Regions from separate parts of the Homo sapiens genome. Here regions 1, 3 and 4 are each linked to region 2. The links are chromatin loops, found by intact Hi-C in ENCODE. Cell type or tissue: endothelial cell of umbilical vein. All regions are shown on one strand. Links, peaks and the distances in the headings refer to the core of each region. The heading gives the core; the rest is flanking DNA. Region 1 has its middle 77 kb from the start of MIR802. Region 2 has its middle 72 kb from the start of LINC01436. Region 3 has its middle 130 kb from the start of MIR802. Region 4 overlaps RUNX1 (RUNX family transcription factor 1).

The links. Peaks named below come from ENCODE experiments on the same cell type or tissue, not always from the same donor. Only the 100,000 strongest peaks of a DNase experiment are listed, where the experiment ranks them.
Region 1: it touches region 2 in a loop (7-fold over the local background); 2 of 110 quality-filtered maps call a loop at or near these places.
Region 3: a loop joins it to region 2, with 4 times the contacts of the local background. A loop is called at or near these places in 23 of 110 quality-filtered maps.
Region 4: it touches region 2 in a loop (12-fold over the local background); 2 of 110 quality-filtered maps call a loop at or near these places.

What each region holds. Positions count from the first base shown.
Region 1 is chr21:35,639,433-35,647,319 of GRCh38, reverse strand. No RefSeq gene overlaps it. Among named protein-coding and RNA genes, the nearest start is that of MIR802, 77 kb to the left of the region's middle. In endothelial cell of umbilical vein, for the core only: no CTCF peak of the experiment used is centred there; a DNase peak (open chromatin) is centred at 3,949; H3K27ac peaks cover 857 bases.
Region 2 is chr21:35,929,736-35,937,622 of GRCh38, reverse strand. No RefSeq gene overlaps it. Among named protein-coding and RNA genes, the nearest start is that of LINC01436, 72 kb to the left of the region's middle. In endothelial cell of umbilical vein, for the core only: a CTCF peak has its summit at 3,836; DNase peaks (open chromatin) are centred at 3,982 and 5,172; H3K27ac peaks cover 2,695 bases.
Region 3 is chr21:35,850,872-35,858,758 of GRCh38, reverse strand. No RefSeq gene overlaps it. Among named protein-coding and RNA genes, the nearest start is that of MIR802, 130 kb to the right of the region's middle. In endothelial cell of umbilical vein, for the core only: no CTCF peak of the experiment used is centred there; a DNase peak (open chromatin) is centred at 3,098; H3K27ac peaks cover 407 bases.
Region 4 is chr21:34,804,492-34,812,378 of GRCh38, reverse strand. The region is part of intron 7 of RUNX1 (RUNX family transcription factor 1); the gene reads left to right. Among named protein-coding and RNA genes, the nearest start is that of RUNX1-AS1, 28 kb to the left of the region's middle. RefSeq lists a cis regulatory region at 3,690 and enhancers at 3,642-3,710, 3,524-4,023, 3,538-4,048, 4,327-4,396, 3,910-5,109. In endothelial cell of umbilical vein, for the core only: no CTCF peak of the experiment used is centred there; DNase peaks (open chromatin) are centred at 4,308 and 4,708; H3K27ac peaks cover 2,527 bases.

The DNA of each region.
Region 1 (7,887 bases), core at 1,556-6,555, 290 kb after region 2:
GAGATGGGATTTGGGTGGGGACCCAGACAGACTATATCAGTAGTTAACCACCTTTAATAGTTAACAGTTATTTGTGTTACATTTTCCTTGTTAAAATAGCTGGAGTGATGGCTGCCTCCTGACTGGACCCTGAGAGATATGCCATGTTTCTGGTTTTATTGTAGAAAGACAATGTTGAACATACTTCTTCTCAAATTTAAAAAAAGCAGGACAGAAAAACTGTACATGCCCAAAGCTCATTTCTTTATTTTTCCCTTTCGCAATGTCAAATTCCTGCCCTGAGAAGGGCTGATGTTCATATCAGAGACCCAACAGGAATTGAGTGAGATGGGTTTCAAGTCTCAGACTTCTAGATGCTGTAGTCTAGAGTCTCAACAACCAGGGTCTCCTTGGGGAAGGCACTGGGTAGGACTCTGTTTTGCTGGGAGCATGAGAAAGGAAGAAGAAACACATGTGTCATCAGAGACCAGAAACCAATGTTGCTTTTTCAGCTGCGTGCCTTGGTCCCTGTCCTTGGGTGAAATCATAAAGCCAACTGTGAGTAACACTGGGCCTTTTGCCTTGGCTTGGTCCTGCTGCTGCCACAGCAGCAGAAAACCCACGTAACCTAAAAAACATTCCCAAGTGAAAGTTTCATAAACAATACACAATCTAATTTTAGGCCACAGAAAGTAGAAGGTCAGCATAGAATATTGACAATAATAATAATACTGGTTAGCATTAGTTGCTTATTATATAATCTTTTTATTTTTCTTCACACAAGGTGGATACATCCAATGAAAGGCTGAGGCCAACCTGGCTTGGTTTCTTTGCACTAACTGGGCTTTCCAGAAGGGCCCCAACAAAGGTGAAACATCGGAGGCAGGCATACCTGCGATTTAGAGACCCTGTGAAAGCATCTTAATAGGAAACTTCTTTTCTATTCCCACTACTTCTGAAATTTCACCATCAGAGACTCATACTTGGTCAAGTATAGATTCCCCCACTTCCCTCACCTTTTAAAATTGAAGTGAAATTTGAATAACCTAAAGTCAAGCATTTAAAGTGAATAAGTCAGTGGCATTAAGTACAATCACAATGTTGTGAAACCATCATCCTTTGTAGTTCCAAAACATTTTCATCACCCCAAAAGGAAATCCCATAGTCACTGAGCAGTCACTTCTCATTTCCCCTTTCTCTAAGCCCTGGTAGCAACCAATCTGCATCTATCTCTGTGGATTAGCCTTTTCTGGGCATTTCATATAAATGGAATCATACAGCACATCGTCTTTTGTGTCTGGCTCCTTTCACTTAATGTCATGGTTTCAAGGCTCATTTACGTTGTCCCATGGGTCAGTCCTTCATGTCCACCAGTTTATGGATGGATAGACAAATTGTGGTATGTACATACCAAATCCTTTCCAGATGATTTTTAAAATTATACTTTAGGTTCTGGGATACATGTGCAGAACGTGCAGGTTTGTTACATAGGTATACACGTGCCATGGTGGTTTGCTGCACCCATCAACCTGTCACCTACATTAGGTATTTCTCCTAATGCTATCTCTCCCCTAGCCCCCCACCCACTGACAGGCCCTGGTGTGTGATGTTCCCCTCCCTGTGTCCATGTGTTCTCATCGTTCAACTCCCTAATGGAATCAAAAAAGAGCCTATATAGCGAAGACAATCCTAAGCAAAAAGAACAAAGCTGGAGGCATCACGCTACTTGACTTCAAACTATTCTACAAGGCTGCAGTAACCAAAACATCATGGTACTGGTACCAAAACAGAGAGATAGACTGATGGAAAAGGACAGAAGCCTCAGACATAACGCCACATATCTACAACCATCTGATCTTTAACAAACCTGACAAAAACAAGCAACGGGGAAAGGATTCCCTATTTAATAAGTGATGTTGGGAAAACTAGCTAGCCATATGCAGAAAACTGAAACTGCACCCCTTCCTTACACCTTATACAAAAATTAATTCAAGATGGATTAAAGACTTACATGTAAGACCTAAAACCATAAAAACCCTGGAAGAAAACCTAGGCAATACCATTCAGGACATAGGCATCAGCAAAGACTTCATGACTAAAACACCAAGAGCAATGGCAACAAAAGCCAAAATTGACAGATGGGATCTAATTAAACTAAAGAGCTTCTGCACAGCAAAAGAAACTTCCAAATGATTTTTAAGCGATCTCCTCCAGTGGAGGAGATAACACATAGGACCTCCAATACCTTAGTTTTAACAAGGTTGTCTCACAAAGTTACTTTGTGTTAAACAGACTGGTGAAAATTTCAGGGTAGAGAAGACTCTCAAACTAGAGAGAGATGATGAAGGCAAAAAGGGTGGGGAAGCCACCTGCAATTTAACAGAGATCTGACACCAGTTTGAGTTCTAGAAAATTATTCTTATGCAGCCTCTGACTAAATACAACAGTACATTGCTGAGCATAGAATTAAAACATGTACACTTCTTATTCTCAAAGGTCAGTGTGCCAGAGAGGATCTGGGTGAGAGAAGAACTGCCTTCTCTTTATCTAAAAACAACTCTGGACCAACTCATGACTGGATTTGCAGAACACTGGTTGCAGAGTACATAACCTTGTCAGCCCCAAGTGGGGATACCAGTGTCGCTGGCTGAAGCTGCTCCTATGTGACTGCCTGGTGATCATTCTTCAACACAGAAGCACGGCCTGTACTGAGTTGAGTTCTCACTCCTAATGTGGGACAATAAAATCCCTTTGGAAGGAAATTGTCCAAGAGTCAAAGGAGACAGATATCCCTCTGCATCTTCATTGGGAGTTAATTTGCTGGCAATTATTGTGTCTTTACCATACACTTAGAATCACATTCATTTACACTCCAGGAAGAAGGATGACTCTTTATGAGTTTTTTATTTAAATTATTGATGCTTAAAATCATGAGCCATTCATTTCCTGCTTTCTCAACGTTGGTAATTGACTAGTTCAGGGCAGGTGTGGGCTGAGAAAGCCGTTTACTTGGCATGAGGAGTGATCGCTTCAGAGGCCATGCTGTTGCTTTTGCCCACGGATGATTATCAATCATAGAACATTCTAGTCTCTACTTTGGGAGCACAGGTGGTTCTCTCTGCATAGCTGTTTTCTCTAGAAGCCAATGCCAGGGTTGGGTTGTGGGCTATCGAGGTACATGCCGAAGTACATATAGATCTTTTACCCTATCCGCCCTTTCCTCTGTATGTCATTTAGGCATCCAGCCAGGGGTAAAATCTTGTACCAAATTCTGCATGTAAGTGGTCCATTCTTAAGAAGACCAAATAGAAACACCTACAAAAGAAGGTTGGGCAAAGGTAATTTACATGAGGCAAGATGTGCAGCTATGAAAATTTTAAAAGCTTAAATTGCAAATGATGACATTTTGGATGAGATGCATCACTTTACTCAAAGGAGAGTGTGGTGAGGGTGGCATGAACCCCCACTCGCTAGAAACTCGAAGAAGAATAACACACGGTCCTGAACCCCAATAAATGCACAAATGTATCAGAGGACACAGATTGTTTTTTTTTTGTTTTTGTTTTTTGTTTTTTGTTTTCAAGATGGAGTCTTGCTCTGTCACCCAGGCTGGAGTGCAGTGGTGCGATCTCGGCTCACCACAACCTCCACCTCCTGAGTTCAAGCAACTCTCCTGCTTCAGCCTCCCGAGTAGCTGTGATTATAGGTGCCCGGCACCATGCCCGGCTAATTTTTGTATTTTTAGTAGAGATGGGATTTCACCATGTTGGCCAGGCTGTTCTCGAACTCCTGACCTTGTGATCCGCCCGCCTTGGCCTCTTAAAGTGCTAGGATTACAGGTGTGAACCACCAAGCCCAGCCAAGGACACAGATTCTTAAGCATTGAGTCATAGTAGAAATGGGATGAGTGTTGTAATCAAGAAAGAACACATAGGAGAGGGAATGTAGAGGAGGAAACTGTTCATTCTTTTGGGAAGGAAGTGGTAGATGATGAGAATGCAAGGGAAGTGACATTGGAGTTCAGGCTGGAAGGGTAAGAGAGGTTTGTCCGGTGGAGGAGGGGGAAAGGGGATTCCAGGAATGTTCAGATTAGAAGAGACCAGCTGGCTGTTGGAGTATTGGTAAGAGACTGTTTAGGAGGCAACTGAAATCTTTTGGGAGGTTGATTGATGGTAAGGCATTGATGGTGAGAATGCTGAGTGAGCCTGATTCAGACAGACATTTTGGAGATAAAAGTGATGAGTATTAGGGAACCAATGCAGGGGTTTAGGGAGAGAAAAAGGAGACAGGGAGGATTATGACATTTCTAGCTTAGGGGAACAGGTGGACACTTACTCCCTTAACGGAGACTGAGAAGATTTGGGGAAGATAATAATGCATTCAGCTTTGGCCATGGTAAATTTGAGCTGCTTTAGAGATATCTTGGAAGTGACAACTGGTCAGCTTAGGGGCTTGTGACATACTGGTCAGGATAGAAGGTGACTCTGATAATCTGTAAGTATTGATACATTTTATTCTAATTTTAAGTAAGTTAGCATATTTGGAAGTGGCATTAAAATTTCTGTCATTTATGCTTAAAACCCTCATTAATGCATTCTTCATCATTGTTTTCGTTTTCTTTGGTTCAGAGAAATGAAGTCTTTTCATTAATATGTTAATATTTAATCTGATGATGTATTATGCTTTTTTTCCATCTCTGGAGAAAGAGCCAACACGTTAAATCGTACACTAATATTATACTAATATATTGTAAATCTCTAGAATGTCATTTATGTTTGTTAGGCCAGTATAAAGTGTTACTTAAAAATTGAAAGTGTGTGAAAGGGAAGCACCTAAAGAATTACTTGTCAATAAATTGTTTTTTCTTAGTGAAAGACAATGGGGGTGGTCACTAGGAAAAATAATTAGTAGCCTAATGACATTCAATGGTGTGTGTGCTATTGGGGGAGTGATTGGTGATTCCAACTGGACTGTGCTTTTATCTGCCTCTTCTGCTTATGAACATTCTATGGCTCCCCATGGCATGAGGGATAAAGTCAGAAAGTCTCAGGCTGAGCCTTTCAAGTCTTCACTGATCTGGACCCCCTTCACCTCTTTGAAGTTATCTTCTATAACCATCACTTATAAAAAATCCCTTTTCGAGCCAATTTGGTCTTCTTACCATGACCCAAGTATGACGTAGGTATTTCTTCTTTGCTGCCTGCCTGGGCTCTTCTTCCTCATCTCTCCATGTAAAGCCTCGCTGGGGTACTCAGTGCTGATGACTGTTTTATCCAACAGGCGGTGTCAAGCCCATGGTGGTTTTCCATATCATTTGACACCTTTTTTTTTTTTTCTGGAGGCTCCCTCTGATTGCAGAGGTTGGGGAAGAGATACTGGTTGGAAGCCCTTCAGGAGGCCGTTGCCATGGTCCAGGCGAGCAAGGAGGAGGCAGCATGCTGGATTCTAGGGGAGAGGAGGCAAATTAGACTGAAATTTCCTAAGCTGTGTCCACCAAGCCAACGATCTTTGGTCGCTTTTTGAATTTCTCTTGTAGATGGCAGTGAAGATGGGAAAATGGGAAAACAGCAGGAACAATTAGCAGGAGTACAAAAATCAAATCCAGTCTGGAGCATATGCATTTATGGGGTCTGGAATATCCAGGTGGTCTTAGTTGTTCTCCTGGCAGCTGAGAGCACCACTCTCCAGAGAAGCCAGAGACAGAGATATAAAATAACCATTAAAAGCACCACAAATATTTTCATGCTAATTGTGGCTTCTAGATTCTTTCAGGGATTTGGAAATAGTTTGTTTTTCACATATTTTCAGCATTATTCTTGCCATCTTATTTTTAAAATATGGTTTGCAGTATCTATGAAGAAAACACTTGCTTAGCAAAAGCCTAACCCATCTTAATCATGAATTCCAAATTCATGGCATCAGAATTATAAGTAGTTTTATATTATATAATTAGAAGAAGATTCCAGTGTTTGGTTCATTGACTCTGGAGCCATGTTACAGTCTTGTTATATTTGATAATGACACAACAGACATTCTATCAGAAATTAGATATCTGGAGAGAGATTCCAAAATGCTTTAATCTTGTCACAAATCAGAAGCAGCTGTTCCTTTTTTTGTTAAAAAAAAAAGAAAGAAAGAAAAAAATACCTCAAGTTTGGATGGTCCTCAAAAAAGAAAATGTGACTTACAATCTTAAATAGCAGATTCTGGGATTTTCAACTGGCAGGTGTTTTCCATCAAAAAAACCTCCCCCCACCCCACGTTGATTTTATTTCTTTAGACTTCTCTCAAACTGAAAATTGCATGTGTGTAATGAGCTTCATCACATGCACTTAGGCGTTTATAACTAAGGCTAAGCCATATCTTGAGACTTTTACACACCAAGGAAAACAGATACCATGGAAAATAAAATTTAAATACTACTTGCCCGCTCTGAGTGGCCGGAATAACTGAAGAGAGAAATGTTATGCTCATCAGTCAGCAGAGGACTCCAAGCCTTGAGTGCTGAGCCTACAAACCTCCCGTAGGTTCTATGGTGACATGAAACTGCTGTCGTAGAAACTCTAAAACTAACAAGAGTATTAGCTTCATTGATTTTTTTGAAAATGGAAAAATGAAAAAAAAAGTGCTCAGCTAAATCCAGGAAAGAGATTTAATACAACTGTCTTTTAATAATATTAAGTTTCCCAGAATCAATATTTTCTCCCCCTCATATTATACTATGGGTTGCTACACACCAGTTGCTATGTAAGGGAATGGAATCAATATAGACTTACCTTCTTTGGAGACTATTTCAAAGACCTGCATAATGGTGCATAGATTAGGAAGAATGAAATTGAATTTTAAGTACACTGACATGCTGTCATCTTCAACCGGGAGAATATAGATTGTTCCAGGGCCTGTGAGACCCAAGGGATTCAGGATGAGAGGTGTCAGCCATGGATGAACCCACAGAACCCCAAGGATGGCAGCTCCTCTAGGATTGTTTAACAAATGCCAAACACAGGCATTTGGGCCACTCATAATATAATCTTCAAACACTCTAGGGTGTACTTCATGGGGGGTGGGGGAATGGTGGTGTATTCTTTACAAAGTTTAGCATAGTGATTTTTCAATTATGCCAGAGCAAGTTTGTGTTAACTCAGACTCTGATGTGGTGGTTCCTTTCTACTTAGATTTTAAATTTTACTTTATTTTGGGAAATTGAATGAGTATTTCTAAGTCAATAGGAAGAACTCTTGAAAGCATCACTGCAATGTTTTTACAATTGTTAAAATGATATTTTTCATTAACATTTATGCAAAATAGTAATACCACAAAAAAATCAAATACCACAAAATATATCAAAACAACTCAAATTTTCAGATGAGATGGGGTGTGTTCAGAGTGGTATGGCTGTAGATGAAACAACTCAAATTTTCAAAGGGGTTAGGGCATATTAGTTTTTGAGCATTGATTAATAGTGATATCAGTCTCTTATATTATGAGGATGACTTGAATAAAATCTGGATGTTTAATGTGATGTTGATATTTACAAGTCACTGTTTAATAGCAATCCCACTCTTGGGGTTTATCCTGGAGTAACGAAAACTTATGATGACACAACAACTGATACATAAATGTTTATAGCTGTTGTGTTTAAAATTACCAAGATCTAGAAATAAACCAGATGTCCTTCAACAATTGAATGATTAAACAAACTGGTATATCCATACCATGGAATACTATTCAGCAATAAACAAGAACAGATGATACATGTGATAACTTGGATGATTTTCAAAGGCATTATGCTGAATGGAAAAAGGCAGGTTCAAAAGGCTGTATACTGTATAATTCAATTTATCTGACCTATTTTGAAAATATCAGAATAGATCTAGAGAACAGATCAATGGTTTTTGGAGCTGGGGC
Region 2 (7,887 bases), core at 1,410-6,409:
GCGATTGTCTGTGAAATGCCACTAGTTATGCATCCAGAGTGAATCATTAAAAACAAAACCCACCTTTTAATGTCGAAATCATTTTAGATTTATGGAAGAGTTGCAAAGGCAGTACAGAGAGCTTTTTGTATACTCTTCACCTGTTTTCCTTAATGTTAACCTCTTACATAACAGTGGCATATTTATAAAAAGTAAGAACTCAACATTGATACAATACTATTAATTAGACGATAGACTTTATTCTGATTTGTTTTTCTACTAATGACTTTTTTTCTTTTCCAGAATCTAATCCAGGATACGATGCTGCATTTAGTCATTACAGCCCCTTAGTCTTCTCCAATCTGTGACAGATTCTCAGTCTTTTGTTGTTTTTTACGACCTTGACATTTCTCAAGAGGACTGGTTAGACATTTTGTAGAATGTTCCCCATTTGCATGTGTCTGATGTTTTCTTGTGATTAGACCAGGGTTTTGGGTTTCTGGGAAGAATACCATGAAGATGAAGTGCCCTTTTCATTGCCTCATGGCAGGTGCATGTGATGTCAACATGACTTCATACCGCTGATGTTAACCTTGATCATTCGGTTGGGTGAATGATTTTTAATGATTGATCATCAATATTGGGTCACACTAATTTTGTATTCAGCACAATGGTAGGTACTTACTGGGTGAGATAATTGAGAAACAGCATAGAAAATCATTCCAAAAAATGGATAAAAAAGAATATTCTTTATATAATGTGCAAGGAAATAGTGAGTAGGCAAAGAATAGACAATTCACAAGGGAAAAGTTTTTTTCTTCTTTTCACAAGGGAAAACATTTTGAAAAATACGTGAAAAAGTTTCTCCTTATGGATAAATAGTAATTGTCATATCATTATAATATTAATTTTAAAATGGTACACAAACTTAAGAATATTAATTGAAAAGCTGGTGTAACCAATTTGTATTTCCAGTCTAATTACAATTATTTAAAAATATGCAAAGTTAAAGAAGACCAGATCATAGAATAAATGTTAATAGTGATTGCTTTTGGATGATGAGTTTGTGGGTGATTGTTTTTCTCCTTTTGGCTTTTCTATAGCTTTGGAAAAATTTAACAATGGGCTTGCATTAGTCTTCTAGGGTTGTCCTAACAGAATATCACAGACTGGGTGGTTAAACGACAGACATTTATTTTTTCACAGTTCTGGAGTTTAGAAGTCCAAAATCACAGTGTTGACAGGGCTGGTTTCTTCTGGGGCCTCTCCCTGTGGCTCTCAGGTGGCTGCCTTTTCTTTGTACACACACATTCCTGGTGTCTCTTTCTCTTCTTGCAAAGACATTAGTCCTATTGGATCAGGGGCCCACCCTATGACTTCATGTAACCTTGTTAAAAGGTTAACATTATCTCCTTAAAGGCCTTATCTAACAGTCATATTGTGGGTTAGGGCTTCAACATATAAATTTTGCAGGGACACAATTCAATCCCTAACAGAGCTTTTTTTTTTTTTTTTTTCCTTGAGAGTTTCACTCACGTTGTCCAGGCCGGAGTGCAGTGGTGTGACCTTGGCTCACTGCAACCTATGCCTCCCAGGTTCAAGCAATTCTCCTGCCTCAGCCTTCCGAGTAGCTGGGATTACAGGCCCCCACTACCACACCCAGGTAATTTATGTATCTTTAGTAGAGACAGGGTTTCACCATGTTGGCCAGGCTGGTCTCAAACTCTTGACCTCAAGTGATCCACCCACCTTGTCCTCCCAGAGTGCTGGGATTACAGGCGTGAGCCACTGCACCCAGCCAGAGCTAAATTAACAGATGCGGTGTGAAGTACTGGAAAGAACATAAAAGTTAGAGTCAAAACCGATTTGAATAGCTACTTAAAGGCCATGTGAATTTAGGTAGATCTGCACCTCTGTTAGTTTATTTGTCAACCTGGAATACTAAAATAATTTTGCAGGATGTTTGGGAAAAAAACTTAAGTGATCCAATAAGCATGGAAGTGCCTAGCATGAGTTATACTTAACATTGACTTTCTTAAAAGACGTGGCACCTGTCCTTGGGATTTTTATAATCTCCTTAGAAAGACAAGATTAAAATACATTAATGGATGAAATGCCAAGTATTGTGGAACCTCATGTAGTCATGGTAGGAATGCAGAGGAGGTGGAGGGAGAATTGGAGGAATACTGAGAAAAATTCTAGGGAGTAGGAGGTACTTGTATGTTGAATGTGTTAGACACTGTTCTAAGTCATTTTGGATCCACGTTCATGCAAATATGTATTAAGTGCCTATCATGTGCCAGGCATTATTCAGGGCATTGATGCTACAGAGGAGAGCAGAATAGACAAAAATACCTGCTTTCATGTAGTTCATAGTCCAGTGGAGGGAGACAGGTAATAAACAAGTAAACAAGCAAGTATATGGTAGCGCTAGGGAGAAAAACATAGCAGGAAGCGTGTTCCCTTTAGGTAAGGTGACCAAGGTGCTTAGTGCTCACATGCAAAGATGAAGGCAATATCTTCTTGCTTTCCACTCAGGAAGAGAGTCTTAAAAACAGATCAATTACCAGAAACAGGGGAAACACTATTATATTAACCCAAGGCGATAGAGGGATAAAAGAGAGATGTACAGACTATGCCTGGGGAGTTAGGGATGTCTTCACAGAGAGGTGGTGTTTCAGCTGAGTCTTGGAGTGGATAGCATTTCCCCGGGCAAAGACCTGGAGGGCACCCCAGATGAAGGGAATGTGATTGGATTTGGGGGCTTGGAGGATAATTGGGTGTGTTGGGAGCATAGGGTAAGGAGCGGAGACAGGTTTGAAAGGTAGATGGGCACTTATATGTGAAGAACTTTTCTCTATGATGCTGGGAGAGTTTGGATTTTATTCTATAAGTGAAGGAAGTGACATTTATTTCAAGCAGGGGTTTTTCAAAATATTGCTTGCGTTGGAGGTTGGATGGATGCCGACTTCATTAACTGAGGTCTAGGAAAGAGTGCAAGAGGGTTGAGAGGAGAAGGAGAGATGAAAATGGAAGAGGAGATAGAGTGAAGGAAGGGGAAGTACTGAGTTCAGTCTGGGAAGGTGGAGGGTCCAATGGCAGTTGGATGAGGAGGCTGAGCTGGGGGAAAGTCAGGAGGAAACATCTAGATTTGAGTTGCACATCAAGACTCTAATTCTATCTGCCTTCCTAAGGTAGTTGATTCCACTTGCACCAAAATCTTGATTAGATTAAATCAACATCTTAAAAAATTAAAACAAATGACACGCCTTTCATTCTTCTGTAAATGTGAAGTTTAGTGCTTTTTTTTAAGAAATAAAAAACCGAGAAAGTTGCATAAATACGCATTTGTACTCTGCCTATTTGTGCTGATTATTTCTCAGCTAGGTTTCTGCCTATGGGTTTACAAAGTATCATTTACACAAAAGTACTTTGCCAGTTAAGGAATTACAATAGGAACATTTATTCACAGAAGCAGGTCATCCCTTTCTCCCACTCTCTCCACTCCCACTTTTGAAGCAGCATATGTTTTCTGTACATTTTTCTAGCCTTCAGAAATAACTTTGTAACAAGTTACAAATCCCTAGGGCCTGCGAATTTGAAGACATGTGGTGTATTTAAGTGCTCTCCTTCTTGCTTTATTATTCCTGTGGGTCCTCCTTCCTTCTCCTTCTAAGTCAGCTCTTGGCTCCTTACCTCAAGTGCCTACTGAGGACATTTGGGCTCATCTACTCTTTCTCTCAAGATCCCTGGGTCCAAGAACTGGTCAACCCTCTCCCAACATGATTTTGAGCTAAATTATCTATTGCCTTTTTTTTTCTTCATTCCTTTCCTTCTTGAAAGATGTCTACAGTCTGCCTTGGTCCTTTAGGGGTCAGTATACCCTCTTTCTTTCTCACTCTCTGGCTGGCTATTGTCGTGTGTGTGTGTGCACACACATATGTGATTCAGTGACTTTCTCCAGAGGCGCCTGGCTTGAGTGAGTTGGTTCTGTGCCATTGGGAGGAGGATAGTTTCTTCCCCACAGGGGCAGCGCTGCTCTGACTTAGGGAGTTTAATGTCTTGTCAGATGTTGATGCTTTTACTTCCCTTCCTGTTTCAACTGGAATGAGTCATATTTGAAAATATTTTCATCCTTTTAGTGACTATATTGAATAACACACATTTTTCATTATTATTTACTGCAATTAACCTTAACCTCATTCTTTTCTTCTTTTAAACATTAGCACAGTTATTTCTATTATTATCTAGGTTCCCTCTGTCTCTATACTTAGCTTCATTAAAACGGATTGCAGCTTAGATAGGTTGAGAAACAGTCTTTTTTAATTTCTGGAGACTCAGCTTTCATTAATGCAATAATGAAAACTATGGTGGGAGAGTGTAGATAGTTGGCTAATAGATTGTCCCAACCTATTTTAGATCGGCTTTCTCCTCATTTGTCCTCCCCTAAACCAAGCTACTTATAAATGTTCTCCAATTCTGAGCTCTTTTTTTTTTTTTTTTTTGAGGTGGAGTCTCACCCTGTCACCCAGGCTGGAGTGCAGTGGCATGATCTTGGCTCACTGCAATCTCCACCTCCCAGGTTCAAGCGATTCTCCTGCTTCAGCCTCCCCAGTAGCTGGGATTACAGGCATGTGCCACCATGTCCAGCTAATTTTTTTTTTTTTTAAGTAGAGATGGGGTTTTGCCATGTTGGCCAGGCTGGTCTCGAACTCCTGACCTTAGGTGATCCGCCTGCCTTGGCCTCTCAAAGCGCTGGGATTACAGGTGTGAACTACCACACCCGGCTGCGTTAATTAAACTTCCTTTACTGCCCTGAGCTATTCTTATGACATTTCTTTGAGACAGGACAAGTGACTCAGTCTCTTTGTAATTTATTGAGTTCTTTGATTAAAAGAGACCATTACCAGCTAAAAATTCTACCCTCTGCCCTCGCTTTCACATCCTTCGAATGGATAAAGGGAAGATCTGTACAACACAGCCAGATATCAATACTGCTGCATCGTGTGCCTGGCTTCCTGGTGGTAGCCACCTGCTGCTTAGAAACTGTTTCAAAGGGGAACTGGCGTACTTCCCTTTTAAGCAAGAGTTACAGCGCAAAAGCTGCCTCAGTCATAATTTCTAACGTAGTCATCTCCTCTTTATAAGTGCACTTCCTCAGAGACCTGTGGACATAAACTGAATGTGTTAGGCAGAGACCTTTCAAAATTTAGACTTGTTTTCTGGACAGATGCCAGATTTCCTGGATGGCTGGTTACAATCCCCTTGTCCACCCGCGCAGTGCAGCTAAGATTGTCTGTCTGAATCATCATCCTTTTTTAGTGTGTACTTAAAGTGGAAGTGATGTTTTCCAGACCCTGTGTAGGAATGAGCTCATGTCATGAGGTTTTGCTCTGATGTTGGTTTCTCTCAGTTAGTTTAGTGACATTAGGATCTGAAGGCCGACGAATGGCTTTGATACCATTTTAAGGTGTCTTCCATTTCCAGTACTCCAGGATTATTGGGAAATTACTGGGGAGATGAAGACATTATGTAAGGTGGCAGGTCAACCTACTAGTTATTCACAGCCATTGGAAGATACTATGGGACTGTTAATAGTATGTGCTGAAAAGACTTCTCTCTTGTTGCTTTAAAAAAATGTAGTTTATTTACATGTATATTGACTTCTTTATGGTCCTATCCTAAGTGGATAAATGGCTGAATTCTATTTTTCTGCTAAGATTTTAGGCAGGAGAGTATTTTTCATGAATGTCTTGTAAATCATTAGTAAATGTTCTCTGACAAAGGGTTCCATGGCTAGATAGGTTTGAGAAATGCTGGGGAAGAATATGATGATGTCACCCGTAGGACATTTACATTGCTCTTCCTGATGCTGATATACAAATATATGTCTGTTTAAATTGATTTAATGATCTAATAAAAACTAAATTTCTCCTCTGAGAAATTGATGAAAACAACCAACCGTGAATATCCTAGCAAACTGTTTTCATGTCTGTTTTCAGATAAGCATTCCCTGAAGAATTTTATTTATTCATTTGTTTATTTGTTCATTGAACACATATCTATTTTGTGCCTTCTCTGTGCCAATACTTAGGGAAACGCTGCACCTTAATGAAAAGAAGGCTGTGGCAGACATGGCTGGTCTCAGCCATCCCTTTCCTTTAGTAAAGTTGAGTCCAATGCAGCCCAGAACAAAGGTTATGTTTCCCAGCTTCCCTTGCAGCAAGAACTGCCACATGGCCCGTGGGATGTGACCTTGAGGGCTATGTGCAGAGTTGCTGTGGGGCCTCTATGCACAGGCTTAGGTATGCACAGGTATGCACGTGCTATGTGTTTTGGATGGCAGAACAGCAGGACAGGAAGAGCGGGAACTCTGATACTATGGAGTGTTATAACACTTTGAATATTTATGATTAGACCATATTTAAAATAAATAAACTATTATCAATTTAAGTTACTGTTACTTTGACCTTTTTTAATGATAGCCAAACTAATAACCTAACTGATCCAGAAAGGATTTTCAATGATCAGGCATTGTCATAAGATTCAGTAGGCACATTTAGGAGCTTTTTTTTTTTGAGATGGAGTTTCACTCTTGTTGCCCAGGCTGGAGTGCAATGGCGTGATCTTGGCTCACTGCAACCTCTGCCTCCCGAGTTCAAGCGATTCTCCTGCCTCAGCCTTCCCGAGTAGCTGGGATTACAGGCATGGCCCACCACGCCTGGCTAATTTTGTATTTTTAGTAGAGACAGGGTTTCTCCATTGTTGGTCAGGCTGGTCTCGAACTCCCGACCTCAGGTGATCCACCCACCTCAGCCTCCCAAAGTGTTGGGATTACAGGCTTGAGCCACTGTGCCTGGCCACATTTAGGAGCTTTTAAAAGTCAAGCAGTACATAATGACCATCTCAGTTTAGATAAAAGGCCTGAATATAGAAGGGTAACTTTTGTGAGCTTCTGAAAGTTCTCATTCCTACATTTTGAGAGAGGAAATGAAAGACCTAAGGAACTGAAATTCCTTTCAGTGATGGTGGAGAGAGGCCCATGTTCTTTTCACTGCTTTAGCCAACATATGTAGAGAAATAAGGCCAGGTTTTCATATGATGTCTGAATTTGCCCAGTTAGTCCAGGGGGGACAGGCGCTCAACATAGATTCAAGGGTTTTAAAATAATCAACATTTATTTTTCAAATTCCTTCTATATATCTTTGTAAAACAAATTCTGGCATAGCAAACTTCCTTCTTACCAACAGGCTACCTCTATCCACATAGTGGGCATATGTAAACACACGAGTATATATATTTAGATGTGGGTTCGGCATAAAATAGCTTTTTCTTCCTAAGTAAGGAAAAGAAAACCTCAACGCATTACTAAATGTGACATTTTGGATCCAAGTAGACAAAAAGAACCACGTGAAAATGTGCTAAGCTTCCACATAGTTAGCAACATGTCACTTTGTGAGAGAATTTTCATAATTAATGAGCCAGGTCAATTTGCTCTGCATTTGACTTTGATGAATATGTCGTGGAGTATTCCCACTGGGACTCTTTCCAGTTGGTTTGGGAAGCTCTTATGTCTATATCCTGTGTGTGTGCATGGATCAAAGTGCTGGCATCTAATGCTGCCATGTTAGGTTAGGGAACAGCCGTGCGAACCCAGTAACAATGCCTGAGATCCCACACTGGCCCAATACATGACCCAGATGGACGGACCCCAAGCCAACAAACATAAAATTGAAACCAAAGCTATTTGGAAAGGGGATTGGACCACTCATCTGGCTGTTTTATAGAGTCTTAGAGAATTTATGTAATTAAATTTTCCTTCCTAATTCTGGCATTAATTTGTTTATTTATGTATTTTTTAAGACACAGCCTCATTCTGTTGCCCAGGCTTGAGTGCAGTGGTGCAAT
Region 3 (7,887 bases), core at 996-5,995, 78 kb after region 2:
TAGAGCTGACGAAAGCACTCATTCTTCCCTGGGTTCCTCTTGTTGTTGTAACAACAATGCTAAATCCTCACTGACTGATTTGAGGAGGCTGTTGAACTTGATAGTAACAATGACAGAATGGAGTGCTTATATTAGGCCCACAACCCATTGAAGTGCTGCCACTGCATAATTAATCAGGCCAGCTAAAATTCTACATCATTGTAATAATATTTACTCTGAAAACTCACAGTTGGACTAAAGTTTCTCTTGCAGGCTCTGCTGACATCAAGGAATCTTAAACTTCCTTTTTGACAGGGAGGTTTATTAGGGCCTTATTTTGGCAGTCCAAACACAATTCCTCTTGCAGGTGCTTATTGAATACAGGGACTCTTAGGGGTTGACATTGGATTAGAGATGATCTGTTCAGTTGTTTCCAAACCTGGCTGAAACATAGAATCTACTGGGAAGACCTCAGAAATTTCTGGATTGCTGGGCTTCGTCTCTGGGAGCCTGATTCAGGAGGCAGGGTGGAAGCAGAAAATTGCAGATATGTTTTCTTAAACACCCAGGTTGTTCTTCTAACAATGAGAACTGCTGATTCCATTTTGAGGACACTGAAGGCTACAAGGTTGAAGTCACTTGGAAGATGAAATCAATCCTGAAGTCTCCTGGATTTTTCTGAGTGGAAGAGAAGCTGATACTAGGGACTTCTGAGAAATACTTTTAAGAAAAGTCCCTAGTTTTGACATAAGGGCAGCACTTTCACAGTATTTCTAAGAGTGGATTTCCTAACTGTCCTCAGAGAACCCCTTGGGTGCTTGTGAAGTGTGCAGGTGCCTGGGGTCTCCCATTGTATTGAAATCTCTGAGGTGGGCCCACGAATCTGTACTTAAATAAACCCCTCAGGTATTTCTGACACATATTCAAGTGTGAGAGCCGTTGGGTTTCTTCTGTCTCTTTTTTTCTTTTGAGATGGGTCTCACTCTGTTGCCTAGGCTGAGTGCAGTGGCATCAACAGAGGTCACTGTAGCCTCGAACTCCTGGGCTCAAAGGACCCTCCCACTTTAGACTTCTGAGTAGCACTTACAGGTGCATGCCATCACACCTGGATAATTTTTAAATTTTTTGCAGACACAGGGTCTTGCCATGTTACCCAGCCTGGTCTCAAACTCCTGGCCTCAAGCGATCTTCCCACCTCAGCCTCCCAAAGTGCTGGGATTATGGGCATGAGCCACTGTGCCTGGTGCCTTAGATGAGCTGGCATCTCCTCGTTCATGGTGGATGCTCAGTGCCATATGTTGAGCTCATCAGAGTTGAAATTTGCAAGCACTGACGCTTCAGGGATCATCCTGCCTCTCTTCTTGCTTCATTTAGCAATGTAAGCTTCACATTCTGTAAATGCTGTACTCTGGTGCTTTCCATGTGCAAAGCTCTTTCTCTTTATCATCATCTGTCTCCCTGCATCATTCTTGGGCTGCTCCTTATCTCTTTCCTGGACTCCTCTTTTTCCACTGGCCCCTCCTGGGTAATCAGTTGCATGACCTCTCTTGTTTTCCATGGTGATAGCAGTGATGATTTCCAAATGTCTTTCACCAGCCCAGACTTACTTCTTGAGCTTCAGACCCACATACACAGCAGCTTGTCAAGCACCTGCCTTTTGAGTGGCACACGGACCCCTCAAATCCACATGGCTGAATGGAGCACATGATCTTTCCCCAGCACTGGTTCTCGTCCTCCCTCCTATACTTGAGTTGGTGGATTTGCCTCTTTTTTCTTATTTATTTTTTAAAAATTAATTTTTTTATTTTTGTGGCCTATATTTATGGACTACATGAGATATTTTGATACAGGCATGCAATGTGTAATAATCACATCAGGGTACAAATCATCCAATTATACTCTTTTAGTTATTTTAAAATGTACAATTTTTTTTTTTTACTGTATTTACCCCATTGTGGCTTGCAAATACTAGGTGTTACTCATTTGTTCTCATTATTTTTTGTACCCATTAACTATCCCCACTTCCCCTCGACCTCCCCACTACCCTTCCTAGCCTTCCTTCTACTCCCCATCTCCATGAGTTCAGGTGTTTTACTTTTTAGCTCCCGCAAATAAGTGAGAACATGTGATGTTTGTCTTTCTGTGTCTGGCTTATTTCACTTAACATAATGTCCTGTGATGGAGCTGCCTTTCCTCCAGTGACCACCCCAGGCCTTTCTTCTCACCCCACCTCTATCCATGAACAAACCCTGCTGAGGCGTGCTACCAAATACCCCTGAAATGCACTCTGCTTTTTCTCTCTGGTGCCACTGTCTCACCCCAGACCCTCATTGTTCCTCTCTTGAACCTTGATAGCAGCTTCCAAGTGAGTCTCCTTCCCACCAGGCTTGCCCTTCCCATCAACCTCACTGTCTCCAGGGTGACATTTTAGACGTGTGACCACAGTGCCCCTTCAGAAATTCTGCACTGCCTGAGGATGAAGCCCACCTCCTTTGTGTGGCACTCAAGTCTTCTGAGTTCTGGCTGTTCCTCCATCTAACTCCTGCTCATTTTCCCCCTGCCTGTGGACCTTATATTCTGACTATTTTCAGTCGCGCTGCTCCCTGGAGCCATAGAGCATTTTCATAGGAAATTTCTACTACCTTGAGTGCCTTTCTGTCACTATGTCCTCTCTCCCCATCTGTCCATCAAGGGAGTCCCTAATCAGCCTTCTGGCTGCAACTCGGTGCCTCTTAAACCTTGGCCAGACCTCTGGTGTGGCCCCTAGTTTGTGTGCCATCCCACCCTTTCCACATCTCCATCATAAATCAATGTGTAAGGGTTTGTTTCATGCCTGTTGTGCCTCTTTGACTTGATTCATCGATTACCTCCAATGCTTGGAATGGTGACTGGCTCTTAGTAGGTACTTAATGAACACTTCCTGAATGAATGAATGAATGAATGGATGAATGACTCACGGTTTCTGACTTTTGGAATCATATATCATAAGCAATCTATACCTATATTTTTGCCATTCTTCCAATTTTTGAAACACATGTCATGAATTAATGCACTGGCAGTAGAGTTCATAAAAATAACTATGCATTCTGATTAATTGACTCATGTTCCCTATTAATTTTCCTGTTAAAGGGTCAGCCAGAAGCAGGAAGTGAAGCAAATACACTGTGGCGTGGATCAACATTACAACCTGTCCCTTGAGCAGTTAATAGGAAGGGGTTTTAAAAAACAACCAAAGTTACTAAGCATTACTTCATCTTTTAAAACATATTGGGTATTTTTTTTTAACCAAAGGAAACCATATTTCATCTTAGTAAGTAAGAATCATGCTGATAATGGGAAACAAAAATTTTCCAATATTTCAGCTAAAATTATAGTGTCAGCTGTAAGTTTAAGAGTTTAAGATGCCCAAATGGGACTACATTTTCTTAGTCCTCTTGATGTCCATTTTGGCACTGGAATAAAGGAACCCTGAGTGGCTGCAGCCAAGTCCCACTGAGACGCAGGGAGCAGCATTAGATGCAAGGCAGGTGGTGGGAGACAGAGGGCACAGCATATCAGCGATGCACCCTGGGAAATGATTAGGTTTGAGCACAACAGGTATAGACCTCAAAGCCCAGAATGTTGATTGACTTGTCACTCTGGGCTGGGCATGGAGTTTCGTGTTTTGTATCACCTATGCCGTTCAATTCACTCTGAAACTCTATGAAGCTATCACTAATTTCTTAATTTTACAGATTCAGGAACTGTTAATTGATTCTCTGTAGTTCGGGAAGTAGCTAAGGAAACATAAACCTGATTGATTCTGTTGTTTAAGATTCAAGACAGCATGGCCATGATCTTGCCTGATTTCAAAAGCGGAGAGGACACCCCATGAAATTCCTCTGGCTCCCCAGTATACTGTCCCTTAGTTTTTTCAGAATTTGTGCCTCTTGGGTGCCAAGGAGACCCCCACCCTTGTACAGGCAGCTGTATTTGGCTGCACAGCTGCCCAGATGGGGACGGCTGCCTTCCCCATCTGTGTGAGAGATGGTTTGTGGGCCCGGCACCGTCTGTGTGAAGCTGACAGTGAGAGAATGGAATGTGGTGTCTGGCCTCAAAATGCCCATTACCTGTACCTCTGCCTGGCGCTGGATAGATGGGAAGTTCTCATCATCATGGACCGACAGGGTGTTAGAGTGGGAAAACCTTAGGGTGTCATTTCCTTTTATTTTACAGGTGAGGGCATTGAGTCCCTGGGAGGTTAAATTGCTTATTGGAAGTCACGGGAGCACTGGGTGTGGAACGTGACTTTCCTGATGCGCCTGGGGCTCTTGCCCCTATGCTGTGGTGCTCTACCAGATGCCAGGTCCACACCCCTGCTCACTGGGCACCGCCTTCCCTCCCGCCAAGCAGACAGGAAGCAGCATTTTTATCCTTTGGAGCCTAATTTGGTGATGCTTTTCCAGCACCCATGGGGTGTGCTTTCCCTTGAGGTTGAGTCCTTGTTTCCCATGCATCCCACAGGGTGAGACTCTCACTCATGGTCAGGTTCGAACACTCCTTCCCACCCATGTCTCCTCCTCTTTCTGGTTTCATCAATGGTAACCCTTCCACACCAGTCTTCTGGTGCTCTTCAAACACAGCTTGTAAATTTTTTCCCTTGCTGAAGTGATTTTCCCAGCCAATACATCCTCCTCACACTCCTCTCTCACTAAGGAAGGCCCATCTGGCTGTGTTTTGAGCCTGAATACGAATCACACTACTATTAAGACACCCTCTCCAAGGGCTTCAGCCCACAGTGAATATTCCTCATGCGAATAGTCACAGTGAATGGTCCTTATGCCAGAAAGTTCTTGTGAAAATAGGGTGTTCATCTTTGAAACTTGACAGATCTATTGCTAGTCTAGTGTTTTCCAGATTATTTTTGGAACATGTATTCCTCTCCCCACACACCTCTCTCCGTACCCCACTCCCCCGTAGGAGGATTCCGTGGTCAAGTCAATCTAGGAAGTGCCCGCTATTTGATCTGCCTCATGGAGATTCATCTAGCATGTTAGCACTTTCAAGGATCTGAGAAGTTCTGCATTATAGAAACTGTCTTTGCCTTTTTAATCCTGCACCTCCCAAATTTATGTCCTTAGAATCTTCCACTTGTGTGACACTATTAGTCTCCCATTGAGTGCTTTTTGTGGAACGTTCTTCTGAAAGTTTATGACACATGATTATGACACATGATTAGAAACGTAGACGTCTTATCTTCCCAATCATACTGTATGTTTTTGTGTTTATCTCTCCCCAGTGTCCAGAAGAATGACTGTTTATTTCTTTTTAAAAATTTTGTGTGGTGGCAGAAGGGCTAACCAAGGGTTTCCTGTTCACTCATGTGAGTTTCTGGTGGAGAAAATAACTTTTTTCATGCTGAGATATGGCAAAGATGAAGCATGGTCAGCAGGAAAAGTAGAAATTGTCCCAAGATGAGAACGAGTTATAAACTTGTCATGAACCGTAAGTGAGGTTGGGTCTAGAAAGGCCAAATCTACTGTCAGAAAATCTCAGTGGAAAAGTCAGAATTTGAGAAACTCTGATTTGAAGAAAGGCAAAGTATAACTGATGTAAGTATTAATAAACCCCACAAAGCTCTGGACTGTGAAAAACAAAATTTAAAGATGAAGACAGAGAGAGAAAAAAAATGGAACAGAATAGGTGGTTATAAAACACTCGTTTTACTGCAGTTTCAGAAACTTTCCTGGGCCGAGCTCCCAGATCCTCACTCTGCTACCAGGAGCTGAGGCTCCAGCTATTAAAGCTCCATTCTTGCCAAAACCTCCTTCTTTTGCTCTTTTCTTGCTTCATGTTTCACTAATGACCTTGAGTAACTTAGGTCTCTATCTGTTCAGTTCAAGTTGGTGCAGCAGCTATTTATTGAGCATTTAAGGTGTGCCAGGGCTGCAAAGATAAATGAGACATGTCTTTTTGCTGGAGTGTGAGCCAGAGGTGGGGAGAGGGAGCTGTTAGACACAATAACAGGTAATTTGCGTGTGGTGCCAAAATAGAGAAAGGCCGGGGAGGTGCCCGACCCAATCTGGGGACCTCAGTGATTCTTTCTACAGGGTGGACTTCTCCATGAGGTGTGAAAGGCACAGAGCCAAGGTCCTGTGGGACTTTTAGAGACCCATGAAAATGTTTTCATTTCTTCTAAAATCAGAAGAAAAAATGAACATGCTCCAGCCCAGATTTTATTTGCCTCTATACCAACACAGTTGTGGAGCCATTCTGGATATTTTTTACGGAGAATGGGGCCCACAAAGACAAAAGTGCCAGGGGCCCATGAAAGTCATATGTGGCTACCTTAGTTTCCTGGGGATGCTGGGACAACGTTCCAAAGACTGAGTGGCTTAAACAACAGGCATTTATTGTCTCATGGTTCTGGGGCTGGAAGTCCAAGATCAAGGTGCCAGTAGGGTGGGTTCCTTCTATGGGTCATGAGGGGGAGTCTGTTCCAGGCCTCTCTCCTAGAAGCTGGTGGTCTCAAGAAGGCACCCCCTGGTTTGCAGATGGCCACCTCTTCCCTGTGTCTTTACATCACCTTCTCTCTGTCTATGCGTTTGTCTTTTCACATAGCATTCTTTTATACAAGAAGTCCAGTCATGTTGGGTTAGGGGCTCACCTGTGTCGGTATGACCTCCTCTTAACTTATTACATCGGCAACAACCCTGTTTCCAAATAAGCTCACATTCTGAGGTCCTGGGGGTTAGGATTTCAGCAGTGGATTTGGTGGCGGTAGGGAGCAATTCAGCCCATAACAATGGCCCTGGGTTCCTGGGAGCGCCCCTGCCTTTCTCCTGCTTTGTAACCAGTGGGCTGGTCTTGAAGTGGGAACAATGAAGGCCCCTCATTTCTCCCCCTCCTCCCAAAATAAATAAAAAAGAATGACCAATTGTCCTTAATGCCATTTTGCTCATGGGTAGGGTTTCCTTAAGAACACTGAAAAATTATGTTGCAGAATTTGATTGGAACATTTTATGTATTGACCTCACTTCTAATCAAAGATGGCCAGATTAGCAATCTAAAAAGGTAATCTTGGCCAGGCGTGGTGGCTCACACCTGTAATCCCAGCACTTTGGAAGGCCAAGGCGCGTGGATCACTTGAGGCCAGGAGTTTGAGATCAGCCTGGCCAACATGGTGAAACCCCGTCTCTCCTAAAAATACAAAAATTAGCTGGGCGTGGTGGTGCATGCCTGTAATCCCAGCTACTTGGGAGGCTGAGGTGGGAGAATTGCTTGAACCTGGGAGGCGGAGGTTGCAGTGGGCAGAGATTGTGCCACTGCACTCCAGCCTGGCGACAGAGTGAGACTCTATCTCAAAAAAAAAAAAAAAAAAATCTTTACCTAAGAAGAGCTGAGTGTGACATCTTCAGAAAGTTAAGCCTTCTCATGGACTCCTCAGCATGCACCGTCCCCAGAGAGGCTGGCCTCAGAGGGTCCTGGTGTGGAACTGCTGGCAGCTCCTTGGGAGCTGTGTATTTTCTTCCCATTTCTTAGGGACAGGCTCTGAGCCAGGGAACACATGCCAGTGAGTGGTGATAAGGACTTTGAGCAAACCCACCGCAGTTCCCACCCTCAATCCTCAGGGTCAAGGTTGAAGGGGGCCAGAGCACATTTTTCACAGGTTCCGTGTGCTGTTTTGGGGAAAGTGCCAAGCAGTCGCCCAGGACAAAACCTGGCCCCAGAGCCCCCAGCCTGTTTTGAATTTCCATCTCTAATGCCACCTTTTGCCCCGGGAGTCCCAGAAGACACACCCTGGCTGAGGAGCCCTGCTCAGCTGGTGGTGGTTTGAGGCCAGCCAACTCCACTTCTCACTCCCGCCCCTGCTGAGTCTGCAAATATTTCTGGGTGTCTGGTCCTCATTAGGGTTGGCTGAGCTGACAG
Region 4 (7,887 bases), core at 1,885-6,884, 1.1 Mb after region 2:
TCACCAACCTGTGTTATTAACCCACTGCAATCCCAATTAGTTCACATCAAGGTCAACTCTTTGGGGTGTGCAAAATGGCTGCAAACTTAAGTGAACAAATTCCCCTTGTGTAGCTCTCACATGAAGGTGGGGGAGAAGACTGCAGCAGGGGAACTTAGAAGAAAGAGGGAGTTTTCTGATACCATAGAAGAAAGTGATAGTGATTCCCCTTGGCTCACAAGCCAAAGAAATCCAATTATTCCAAATAATTCAAAACTTGCATAGGAACTTGTCACCAAATGAGGGAACATTTTAGCCTCTTATTCACTCTGTTGCTTGGTGGCAAATATTTAAGAAATTTCAAAAAATAGAGAGGTGCAAGAGAGCTATTTCTCAGGGGCATGGAGGTTTCTTGGGGGCATTTCTCGGGGGTATAGAGGGCTGTTTCTTGGAGGCTATTTCTGTGCATGGAGAAGCCTTGAGTTTCAGAGGTATAATAAACACTACTCCTCCAGAAATATGTCTGTGAAAAATAAGCTGGAGCGGGTGGGTCTGCAGGACACTGTGTTTAGGAATGAAGGCTGCCTGTCCTGCCATCTCTCAGGAGCTCCCATCAGAACAGACAGTAAAGACAGGAATGGCATGTCTCCAGTTGTGGGGCAAGGCCCCTCCTAGTGTGAAGAAAATATACTTCCTGGATCTATCATTATCTCTAGCATATCAGAGGGGGGAATAAAAACAACTGGGGTGGCAAGGCCCTGCTGAAAGAGAAACTCATTGTTCTGCACATTCAGAGACTTCCTAGTTGTAAAGCCGTTCAGAGCTCTTGGAGGTGAAGGGGCAGCCAGGGAATCACATAGAGTGAAAGACCTGTGTGCAGCGGCCAGGTCAGAGGGCGTGTAGAAGACGACATGAAGCATTCCCACAGGGCAGTTCCCTGAGGTTCTGTCCTCCAGCTCTTGCTGCAAGGAATTCTAGAAGCCTTGGCCTGATGTGTGGGAAAGGAAAACAAGGTGAAGAGGATGCAGGTAGGAAAAGAAGAGCTGTGACAAGGTAGTCAGATGGGAGGACTGCATGAGAAAAACAGAGGAAGAGAGCACAGAAGCAGCCCTTTGATTTCACTCGCGTTTATTGAAGGGGACGAGGCACTTCCACTTGGGGAATTCTACTTCCCTTTGTCAGGATATCCTTCAAATTGGGAGCATGGAATGGAAGCTCTTAAAGAAAGAACGGTTGCCATTCATTGTGGGTCACACTTCACAAGACAAAGAGCAGTGAATCCTCGATTTGTAAAATGCAGCTTTCAGAATCTGTGTTGTGGCTGGCACGGTGCAACACTGCTGTGAGGCCCTGACGCAGCTGTGTTCTGCAGGGTGGCTATGGTGCTCCTTGTGAAGGAGGAGGCTGCTGCTCTGCAGGAGGAAGGGCTTATGTTGCATCCTAGCGGTGCATGCTACCCCGCTGGAATAGTGCACCTTGGAACTCTGGCTGCCTAAGGAAGGTCTCATTTCTGGTGGCTTTGTGAGACCAAGCCTCTCCCTCTTCTGTTACCTGGAGCAACAACCAGCTAAGCCAACAGTACTCTCCAGACACTGTTATCCTTTCCTGGAAGGGCAGGGGAGAGAAGACTGTTTCCTGCCTTCAAGGTGCCAGCTACTGCATTGACAATATCGGGCAGAGGGGCACATTTCACCCTCCCAGGAATCTAAGGGACAGATGCAATAACATCTCCTTATGGGGGGAAACTGAGTCTCCAAGGCATTAAGTTACTTGCTTCAGCACACTGTGAGTGAGGGGCCAAGCTAGGGTCTCTGTCCTTACCTCTCAGACTGCAGAACTATGCCCTTATTGTATCCTTACTGAAGCCCTTTTGGCTTTTAGAGAGACAGCTCTGGGATGAGGTTCCCAAATCCTGAAAATGTTTGGGGCCAGAACAAACAAAAGCATCTTTATGTTAAGCCATATTTCATGTTTATTGTTTTGAATTCTCCTTTTCCCCCATTCATATGAGTTTTTCTTCTGATTTTATTAGAATGCCATGCCTCAGAGTTTGCTGCTTAAAACCAGAATCCCTGGCATAAAATCCAATAAGCCTGCCTTAGGGCCCATGTCATATGGAAGCAGAAGACAACAGAGACTGCTTGCTGGGCTTCAAGCCACTCTAGAATTTTTCAAACAGTTCTAACATTTTACAACATCAAAAAAGTGCCAAAGTAAAAACTAAGGCTGCAGCTAGGAGAATGCCCACTGAGAAACCCGTGGTTGGGTTTGTGTAGAGAGGAAGGCTTTTGAGATCACTGCTCCATGCCCCCTCGGCCTCTCCCACCAGAGGTCTGGCTCAGGGACAGCACTTGGGCACAGAGAGCTGGGGCAGTGGCAGAGATGGATGGGGTAGTCACCAGAGGAAGCCCAGGCTGCAAACTGGCATGACACACACCTGTGTGGAACAGATCTCCATCTGAGCTGGGCTCAAAAGCATCGTATTCTCCAATATCGACAACTCATAGGTTAGGGGGTTCATCATTTTGTAGCCTCTGCAGTCCCAGACGTAAAGTCACTTCTTTTTTTTTCTTGCGTGCTGACACCCTAAGGCATTACATGGACCCTGGCAAATCTCAGCCATGTTACTTAACATGATCTGCCCCAGCGACAGCTCTTAACTGTATCTGTTTAGCCAGAGATATCACAGGTGCCTCTCTAGGAAATCCCACCGGCCCCTCATCAGCACAGTGGAGATTGGCTGTAAAGCACGGCCTTCCATGCCCAGCCTGGACTGCAGGTTGGAGATGACAGTCTCCCAACCCAGGCCTTCCAAGCATAGACTATCAAGCGTGCACAATCCTCTTGATATCAGGTGCCACCTCAATGGAGTGTTCTTCAGAAAATTCTGTTTCTTTAGCTGTGTGCAGTCCTGGGAGATGCTGTGCCTCTTCTGCTTGAAGCTTCCCAGCTCCCACTTGAGGTGTCAGTGATTTGTTTTACTGGAGTGAGTATCCTCATTCTCCACCAAGGGTCCAGTCTCAGGATGGAGGCTGCTTGAGATATCCCAGCCCTCAACACAATATTTCTGGCTCATGTTTTTCAAGGAACTAAGCGGGGCAAAGGTGCCAGAGGAGTAGAAGGGAGCAGAAAGTTGTCTTTACCCTCCTGGAGAAGAAGGACATGGAGGAGTGGAAGGAAATAAATAGGGTGGCCATAGAAGAATCTAAACATCCATGATGTGCTGGTGTTGCAGGAATGTACCCAACCTGTCTGTAGAGCTCCTTCAGGCCTGGAAAGTTGTATACGGGGGGCAGAGGTGCAGAAAGTGCACAGTGCAGAAGATCCTTATGGAAAAGATGTCTGCAACAAATGTTTATTTAACAAAGTACAGAGAAAGAATCTGTCTGCAAGGGAGGAGGCAGCAGAAACCAGAAGGTGCCTTCTGTTCCCTCTGAACTATGGTCCCTCCAGCTGTGTGCACTGAAGGCCACTCTCCCTCTGCCTCAGGGACACGATGCCAACTGAGAATGAGACATGTTCTAAAAACACCCATCTTTTCTGGAAGCTAGTGACCTATCCTTGAACCCTCCCTCCAAAAGCACTCTGCCTAAATACGTAGCCCTTTCCCAGACGTGTCTCAGACTCATCTGGCTGAGGGTAGCAGCCTCGTGGTGCAGGGTGAACTGTTTCCCCTGGGAACCGTCTGACAGTGCTAATGAGGAATTGCATTTTGCGTTTATAGAGCACCTTTCATCTGTGGATCTCAAAGCTGCCCCACAAACATTAATTAACTCTCACACCTGTGAGGCAAGTGAGCCTGGTTACCCCCATTTTTAGAGGTGAGGAAACAGAGGTTTGAAAAGAAAAGGACTCCAGGGTGAACCAGCAGGGTTGGGGGCGGCCTGATGTGAGGAACCAGCATTCTTGATTCACAGGGCCCTGACCACAAAGCCACAAAGCTTCCCCGGCGAGGTGATGAATACGGGTCCCGGAAGCAGGGAGTGGTGGAGAGGCGGACACAGGGCTCCCTTCTTCCTTCCCGCAGGCAGCCTGCCACCTCCCAGGCTGGCAGGTCGGCAGTGAGGATGGGATCCCTCAAAACCTGAGGCCTTTAAAACAGCATACCCAGGCAGGGTTCTGCCCCGGCTTGGTCTGTCTGCTTCTCTTCAAAGTAATTGCTGGAACAACGAATGCATCTGAGCTACACATGACTAACCAAGATGTCTGCAGCCGGCCAGAGACGAACGGTTGGCAAATCCTGGAGCTGTTTCACAACCTCCCTTTTTTCCAGGATCCAGAGCTGGTGCTGACTGACTCATGTTATCATGGGATTTCAATGATATAGCAACAGTGTGCTGAGCCGGTGTCTGCTACCTGGGGGTACCTGTAGTAGGAATAGGTGACTGCTCTTCTTACTTGTGCTGTGCCGGAGCTTTGCTCCCTGCTGCAGAGGCCAGAGGAAACACTGCTTCTCAAAGACAGTGGAACTTTCAGGGAAATGTCCCTTTCAGAGCAGAGTCACCCACCCCCAGGGACTCTGAAAGGCCCCTGACATCACACACCTCTGACAGATGTGATGCTGGGAAGCATCTGGGGTCACCCCCTTTGTCTGCAAGGGGAGCCTAGGCCTTTCTTCCCAGGGGTCCCAGACAGTGAGATGCAAACCACCACTGGGGCTCGCCCTAACACATCACCCTGGAAACTGACTCACATCTCTGAGTCCTGAGTCACATCCTGTTGTGTGTTCTGAGGTCTCCAAGAGGGCATTACACCAGCTCCCCATGACTGAGGTGAATCTGGAGGGAACCCTGGGAACGTCCCTACCTTCCTCCAGGATGAAGGAGGGAAAAAATTCCTCCAGGGAAATAACCAGGGCTGCCCCTAGGGTTTATATGTTCACCAAGCTGATTTGCCTTTTTCAAAAATAGATGGTAGAACCCTGTGGTCTATGTGACTTTTATTTTTAAATAGCTCTGAGAGATGACTGAAAGACCTGGCGTTTTAAAGATGTCAGCCACACAATCAAGGAAGGGGCTTTCTAACTATAACCTTCTCCAAGCCCAGGATGAAGGGTGCCACCGCTCAAGGGGTGCTGTTGGAAACCCAGCTTCTGAGGGTGGGTGTTTAAAAGACCCTAGAGTGGACAGTCAGAGGAGGGCCGGGAGGGGTCTCTATCCATCTTCTCCCAGCGCCTGTGGGGAGCACGAGGACAAAGAGGGATGTTTTGAACTTTTCAAAGAACAAGATATTTTGTTCTATTGATTTTGTCTATTATTTTCCTGTACTTAATTTCACTGGTTCCTAGTCTAATTTTTATTATTTCTTCTCTTCTGCTTGCTTGAGGTCTGTATTGCTATTTTCTCCAGTCTCCTGAGGTGGAAGCTTCAGTGACTGATTCTGGATCTTTCTTTTCTAATATATGTATTCAATGCTATAAATTTCCCTCTAAGTACTGTTCTATCTGCATCCAAAAATTGTAATAAGTTGTATTTTCATTTAGTTCAAAACATTTTTTAATTTCTCTTGAGACTTTTTATTTGACTCATGTCTAATGTAGAAGTATGTTGTTTAATCTCCAAATATTTGGAGATTTTCCAGTTATCTATTATTGGCTTTTTAATTTAAATCCATGTGGTCTGAGAAAATACTTTGTATGCTTTCTATACTTTTAAGGATCTTAAAGTGTGTTTTGTGGCCCAGAATATGGCTTATCTTGGTGAATCTTCCATGTGAGCTGAAGAATGTGTATTCTGCTGTTGTTAGAGTATTCCATAAATGTTAATTAGATCAAGTTGACTGGTAGTGCCGTTTAGGTCAACTGTGTCTTAATTTTCTGCCTGCTTGATGTATCAATTACTGAAAGAGGGTTGTTGAAGTCTCCAATTGTAATAGCGTATTTACCTATTTCTCCGTGTAGTTCTATCAGTTTTTGCCTCATGTTTTTTGACACTCAGTTTTTAGGTGGACATATATTAAAGATGCTGTCTTCTTAGAGAATTCACCCACATTATCATCATGTAATTCCCTTCTTTATCCCTGAAAATTGTCCTTCCTCTGAAGTCAGCTTTGTATAAAATTAACATCGCTGCTCTGGCTTTCTTTCAATCAGTGTTAGCATGGTGTACCTTTTTCCATCCCTTTACTTGTAATCTGTATAAATATTTTTATTTAAAATAGGTCCCTTGTAGACAATATGTAGTTGGGTCTTGTCTTTAATCCACACTGCCAATCTCTGTCTTTAAATTGGTGCATTTAGAGTATTCATATTTAACCTAAGTATTAATATAACTGCAGTAGTATCAATCATATTTATAACTTTTATATTTGTTGCACCTGATTCTTCCCCCCACACCTCTTTTTCTACCTTTTATAGGTTTAACTGAACATTTTATATGATTCCATTTTATCTCCTCTGTTAGCATATTAATCATTCTTTTTAAAAATGTTTTTAGTTACTGCCCTAAAGTTTGAAAAGTACATGTATAACTAATCTACATCTAGCATCAAATAACTACCACTTCTTCCTTCCTGTTTATATCATTACTGCCTTTTATTTCATTTATCCACATGCTATAATCACTCAATACTTTGTTACTATTATTGTAAACAGTTATCTTTCAGATCAGTTAAGAAAAATAAAACTTAATTTTACCTTAATATAGTACTTTTCTAATGCTCTTCCTTTTTTATGCAGTTCTTTTTGACATTTCTCATAGGGCAGGTCAGCTGGCAATGAATTATTCCAGTTTTGTTTGTCAGAAAATATCCTTATTTCTTTGAATTTGAAGGATAATTTTGCTGAATGCAGAATAATAGTTTGGTAGCTTTTTTGTTGCAACACTTCATGTATTCTCCTTTCTTTGTGTTTGCATGGTTTCTGAAGAGAAAGATAATGTAATTCTTATCCTTTTTCCTCTATGGATAAGGTGTTGGCTTTTCCCCCTCTCTAGCTTCTTTCAAGATTTTCTCTTCTCTTTGGTTTTTTGCAGTTTAAATATGATATGCCTGGGTGTAGATTTGGTATTTATTATGCTTGGTGTTCTCTGAGCTTTCTGGATCTGTGGTTTGGTATCTGTCATTAATTTTGGAAAATTCATAGCCATTAATACTTCAAGTATTTCTTCCACTGTTTTCTTTTTCTTCTCCATCTGGTATTCCAATTACACATTACATCTTTTGAAACTTTCTCACAGTTCTTGGATGTTCTTTCTTTTTCCTCTTTATCTTTTTGTTTGGTAAGTTTCTGTATCTTCAAGTTCATTGGTTCTTTGCTTTGTCATGTTCTGTCTACTAAGTAAGCCATTCCTCATTTCTGTTAGGGTGCTTTTGGTTTTTAGAATTTGCTTTTGAGTGTTAAGAGTTTCAGGCTGGGCACGGTGGCTCATGCCTGTAATCCCAGCACTTTGGAAGGCCGAAGTGGGTGGATCACCTGGGGTCAGGAGTTCGAGACCAACCTAGCCAACATGGTGAAACCCTGTCTCTACCAAAAATTACAAAAAAAAAGAAAAAATAGCTGGGCGTGGTGGCAGGTGCCTGTAATCCCAGCTACTCGGGAGGCTGAGGAGGAGAATCACTTGAACCCAGGAGGCGGAGGTTGCAGTAAGCCAAGATTGCGCCACTGCACTCCAGTGTGGGCGACAGAGCGAGACACTGTCTCAAAAAAAAAAAAAAAAAAGTTTCCATCTCCCTGCCTACATCATCCATCTCTTCTTGCACCTTGTCTTCTTTTTCCACTAGAGCCATTAACATGTTAATCATTGTTAAATTCCCTGTCTTGTAATTCCAAAATCTGTGTCACATCTGGGTCTGGTTCTGATGCTTGCTTTATCTCTTCAGACTGTGTTTTTTTCTTGCCTTTCTTGTAATTTTTTATTGAAAGTTTAACATGATTTATCAGGCAATAGGAACTTAGTAGGCCTTTAGCGT